2 separate regions of the Homo sapiens genome follow, and region 1 is linked to region 2. The links are chromatin loops, found by intact Hi-C in ENCODE. Cell type or tissue: MCF 10A. All regions are shown on one strand. Links, peaks and the distances in the headings refer to the core of each region. The heading gives the core; the rest is flanking DNA. Region 1 overlaps CEP83 (centrosomal protein 83). Region 2 has its middle 2.9 kb from the start of PLXNC1.

What was found. A loop is a pair of places that touch in the nucleus more often than their neighbours do. Peaks named below come from ENCODE experiments on the same cell type or tissue, not always from the same donor. Only the 100,000 strongest peaks of a DNase experiment are listed, where the experiment ranks them.
Region 1: a loop joins it to region 2, with 10 times the contacts of the local background. A loop is called at or near these places in 80 of 110 quality-filtered maps.

The regions. Positions count from the first base shown.
Region 1 is chr12:94,432,926-94,435,738 of GRCh38, forward strand. It overlaps CEP83 (centrosomal protein 83), which reads right to left. Exons shown (of 17, transcript NM_016122.3): 2 at 2,350-2,402. Among named protein-coding and RNA genes, the nearest start is that of CEP83, 26 kb to the right of the region's middle. RefSeq lists an enhancer at 2,579-2,628. In MCF 10A, for the core only: a CTCF peak has its summit at 1,465 (motif pointing left); no DNase peak of the experiment used is centred there.
Region 2 is chr12:94,144,251-94,147,063 of GRCh38, forward strand. No RefSeq gene overlaps it. Among named protein-coding and RNA genes, the nearest start is that of PLXNC1, 2.9 kb to the right of the region's middle. In MCF 10A, for the core only: CTCF peaks have their summits at 1,537 and 1,754; no DNase peak of the experiment used is centred there.

The DNA.
Region 1 (2,813 bases), core at 159-2,658, 290 kb after region 2:
CAGTAGTATGAATGGACAAGGGAGAGAACCCTAATTCTGCTAGTGAAGCTGCCAGGGAAAACTTCACAAAGCAGCAGCTAAAATTAACAAAGGGATGCAAGGAAGAAACATCAAGTGCAAAATAATGGAGATTAAGGAGAAGAACATTAGTGGTGGAGGGCAGAGGAGAGGAGAACACCCTGGGGAGGTAAGGTAGGGCCTAGAAGGCCACATGCAGAAGACTGGAATTTATTCCATGGTCTTGGAGAGCCAGTGAAAGATTTTAAACTTTTAGATGGATAGAAGACATTACGGGGTAGACTCACATTTACATTTCAGAAAAATAAGTCGTTTATTTGCAGAGGATAGATTTGAGGAGGAAGAATAGAAGAAAGAGAAAAAGAAAAGGAGATCAAAGGTCCAGGAAAGTAATAATGAGGGCCTTAACTAAGACAGTAGCAGCAGGTAGTCAATAATCTTGAAAATTAATTTGAAGCCAGGCGCAGTGGCTCATACCTATAATCCTAGCACTTTAGGAGGTCAAGGCAGGCAGATGCCTTGAGCTCAGGAGTTCAAGAACAGCCTGGGCAACATGGTGAAAGCCTGTTTCTAAGAAAAATACAAAAATTAGCCCGGTGTGGTAGCATGTGCCTATGGTCCCAGCTACTCAGGTGGCTGAGGTGGGAAGATCGCTTGAGCCCAGGAGGGTCGAGGCTGCAGTGAGCCAAGATCGCACCACTGCACTCCAGCCTGGGTGACGAGGTGAGACCCTGTCTCAAAAAAAAAAAAGAAAAGAAAAGAAAATTAATTTGGGGGCAGCAAGAGCAGGAGTTAATAATTAGATACCTATACCCATCCCCCAGCAAAAAGTATTTTAATGTCACTAGTTAAAAGGCCTATCAGGAAACCAAGATAGGAAAGCAAAGAATAAACACTAAAATGGAATCCAGTTAAAGTGAAAGAAAGGTTGTTTCAAAGATTACAATTACTTCAAGCACTAATCCTACATAAGAATGAGGAATCCTGTACACTGACCTTTGGCAAATGAATCTTAGTAAACTGCAAATACCATCACTGTAAAACACTCAGAATAACTACCTTTTTTCCATAGGGATTTCATAAGCAGAGGGGCAAACTCTAAAGCTGGCTCTGTCGGGAACAAAGACATAAAATAAGGATTTTGTTCCTTAAATGTCCACCTGCTGCTACTCCTCCTCATTCTTTCCTTCAAACAAATCATCTCTATAGCAACACACTCTTAAAGAATTTGTGGGTGGAAAGCATATGTTTGTGCAAAAATATGAGAACTCAAGAACATGAGCTATTTTATTTTTTCCTTTAATACAAGAGATACACAATCTATTAGGATACAACTAAAAAATAAGAGATATGAAACAAAAAAATGTTTATACACAAAAAAATGTAAAAATTGTACAAATGATAACGCAAATGTTTACATGGAAATTCTTTTTATAGGTTACAATGACACCTTGTGGTAAGACTTTTCAAGTTATACAAATTATCTTAGAAAATATTTTTTACAGCAGAGACGTAAGAAAACCGGTTTAGAAAATAGGAAAGCTCAAAACCATAGTAATGAGTTAATGTGTACAAGTATAATAATACATTTGAAAAGTTAAGGTTGAAAAATCAAACTTTTAAAAATGTCACAATATTAGGTAGGCAAAAGCACTTTACTAACTGTAAATACAAGTTGAATATCCCTTATGTAAAATGCCTGGGACCAGAAGGATTTCAGATTTTGAATTTTTTCAGATTTTAGAATATTTGCATGTACATAATGAGTATCTTGGGGATGGGACGCAAGTCTAAACATAAAATTCATTTATGTTCCATATATACCTTATACATACACATAGCCTGAAGGTAATTTTATTTTTCCCTTGAAGGTGCTTAATAAACTGCGTGTTGTATGCCTGCATTTTGACTGCAACCCATCACATGAGGTCAGGTTTGAAATTTTCCACACGGTGTCATGTTGGTGTTCAAAAAGTTTCAGATTTCAGAGCATTCTGGATTATGGGATTAGGGATCCTCAACCTGTATAAAGCATTATACTAGTCCCTTCACTTGAACTGAAATTATTAAATACTCTTCCTTATTCTCTGGTCCCTTATTCCCATCTTGTAAGAAAAGTCAAGCTGCACCTCTCAAAGCTTCATCTATTACTTTATCTGAATGACACTGAAATTTGCACCCTAGTTCCTAACCTCTCTCTGCTTATGAATCCCCCTCTACTTACATGTTCTCTCTATAACAGAAGCTCAAAGATGGGATTTAAGACAGACTACCCAAAATATGGCACCTTGGCATTTGAGAAAAAAGCAGAAGCAAGAAGGTTTATCTCACCTTCCTCTAAAGTAGGTCATAAGATCCTCAATCCAGAGGTGTCCTCCCTATACCTGTAGGAGAGAAGACACAAAGAGGAATCTGAACAAACAGGACTTACTAAGTTTCCCCCAGTTTGTTACTGCTAGAGCATACCCATTTGTCCTCTAACGATACTTCTGCATGACTGTCCACAAAAAAACAGAGAGACAGACCCTTTGAAAAAAGCAGTTTACTGCTGCAAATGCCACAAGACAGCCAAAAAACTCCAAAGACAAAAGACATGAACTCTCGGGAGCTCTATGGGCCTGTCCATCATCTGAGAAACCCCAGTACTTATCCTGCCAATGCAGGGCAAGATTATATCCCCCTTCTACTACCGCAGCTGCTCCTCTCTTGAAATTGCCACTTCCTGACTGGAGGCCAACCAACTCAAGCCATTTCAGCAACTCCTAACAGAACAACTCTGTTCCAACGGAGAAAAC
Region 2 (2,813 bases), core at 219-2,718:
GAAACTTCATGACACTAAACATACTCTCTGAGAAGTGTGGTGCTAGAATGCTAAGGTGATGTCCTAGACTTCGCAGTCTCTTAAACATATCTGACATTATATTATGCTATGGCATGCTATGCTATGCTATGCTATGCTATGCTATGCTATGCTATGCTATGCTATGCTATGCTATGCTATGCTATGCTATGTTATGTCTTTTTAGGCAATAGCTCATCCCTCCCTAAAGCAGAGTGAATGCTCTTATTTAGCTTAAAGACAGTCATTGGACTTTGAGTAAAGAGTCATTTTCTTGTACGTTCCACTCCACCCTCCAGTGTACATTTGCACTCTGCTGGCGAATGACCATGAGCTATTAAATCATGACAAAGAAAAAGATGACAACTGTAATGTTGGGAGTGACCCCCAAGTCCCACCTACTGAAGGAACACCACAAGCCTTCCTCACTTTAAACCATGGCATGGGGGCACTATCACCAAGCATAAGAATGCCCAGCAATCGTCTGGGGCCATGTTGGGTGGGCAGAGAGGATGAGGCACTGAGTTCCTTCAGCCACGTCTTAACTGTGCCATGTCAGAGAGACTTTTCATGTTGATTGAACTGTGTCCAACTCATCTCTCAGCACCAATGCGAACTTATTAAACAGCTCTTCCTCTAATCTTTTTTCAACCATCTACTCATCAGCAGACTAGAAAGAAGACTGGCTCATTTCTTTTTCCTGTCAGCCACCAAAAGGGCCTGGGAGCTTTGATAAGGGCCTCGATGTGGAAGACCACATAGATATCAGCAAAACTGTGGAGGAAGAAGTGGTCTGCTTAAAACCTAAGAGGACAATACAGGTACTATTCCACCCACTGGGTGGTATTTCCAAATTCTGCACAGGGGGTTGTAGCTATGTAGATGAGGCTTAGAGAGAATTCACTGACCACCAGAACAAATATTCTCAGTTGCTTTCAATCTCTGCCAGCCAAGTCATGCTACAGACCACTGTCAGATGAAAAAAAAAAAAAAAAAGAAAGAAAATCAGAAAGAAAACTGAAGCACCAATGATAGCCATCTTGTGACTGTGACCAATTGCCTACTGAACAGTTCTTAATGTCCTGGGCCCCAGCAGGAAACCACTGAATCTATAAAGTCCTGTCCACCAGAAATGAGTCTGATTGTGGATGGCCTGGTTAACCCAGATTGCCTTCGGTGCCTGAGGGACTTGATATTTTCTCATTATGAAGACTTTCCCATCTAGTGAACGCTGCAAATAAAACTGCTCAGAATCGGTCTGAACTGCCTGTTTCCGTGGTAGCAGGCCTCTGTCTGGAGGATAAATCTGCACCATCTTCTTTTTTTTTTTTTTTTTTTTGGGTTTCAGCCAGTTGTGTTACAAGGAGTTCCGAAATGTGCTATAAGTGACACCCAACAAGATGGGCTCGGCCAGTTGGAGAGGGAAGCTTTGTCACCAAAGGGACTTGCACCCCTGGGCCAGACGGTGGTGTCCAAGAGAAAGTGATCAAAGAGATACAGAACCCGCATGCCTAAATATTTATTTCAGTTGTTCGTATTTCCCACACTTTTCAAATGTGAACTTGTGTCCTGAAGGTGGAGCTTTAGTACACAAGAAAATTGGGAAGGGGCAAACATGTTTGTACAAAATGGGGGTAGAATCAGCAAAGAATGCATTTATATGCTTCCTCGTCGCCTACGTTTTTCATGCCAAAAAGTTAGCACAGATTCTGATTTCTTTCACCGTAGGAGTCTGCATACAATTAAATGGGAGGCAAAAGAAGCCCACTCTTAAGAGTGGGGCTTATGGTCCCAGTAGAATGGCAGGGAACTGTAGCCATCAAAGCCATTTATACTTCTTGTGGGTAGTATTTTTAAGATGTTGTTTCTTTTTCAAAATGAAGCAGCAATGAACTGAGTAGTGATCAAAATGCCGCACCACAGAGTATGTTTAATCCAAATAGCTCCCAAGATGGTCTGTGACTGATTGTACCAACTCTACGGGACTTAGAGAAATGACTTGGTTACCAGTGAAGTAAAACTATCTCTGGAATGGAATTGAACTGTTGCTTCTCAGCACATAGCGACACTGCCACCGCTGGTTCACGGAGCCAGTGAAGGTCACTGAGTTCTGCATCAGTCACAGGGAAAACTGTCAAAACACCAGCGCATAAATCCCCTACTATGCTGTGGAGGGGGTCTCTGAGCTTCGGATGAGGTTTTTAAAATATTGATCTTCCCACTTCCAGAGGTGCAAAAATTCTGAAAGCATTCCAGGAGGGCAGGGAGTGGGGGAGCAAGGCCAGATATTTTGGAGCAGGTGAAACATCTGACTTGTCTTGCCTGAGATGTCCCGATTAACACCAACTGGGTACTTTAGGCCTTTCCCCTTCTTCCTCCCCTCTCCTTATGGACACTCCAACACCATCATCACAGCACAAAGGGCAACCTCATATCTCGTGGGAAGGCATTTTCTGCCTCCTGCCAGGCAAAGATAATGTTATCCAATTGCAAATGAAAGGCTTATGAATGAAAAGATGACCACTCTGACTTTAGTGTATGAGAGCCACTGCTGAAATGATAGGATCCTTGAACTTCACATCTAGAGCAGAAACTCACACTTCTCTTCTTCTCCCTCCACCTCACCCTTCTTTCCTTAAGCCTTCCAGAACTCCTGCCATATCCCTCAGCACTGGGGAGAACTTGAAGCACTGTTGGAGAAGTTTGAAACCTGCAACCTTCGGCAGGACTCAGCATGGGACAAAAGCCACCTCATTCCTTTCCCTTCCCAAAACAGCATCTCGAGCTGGGGAACT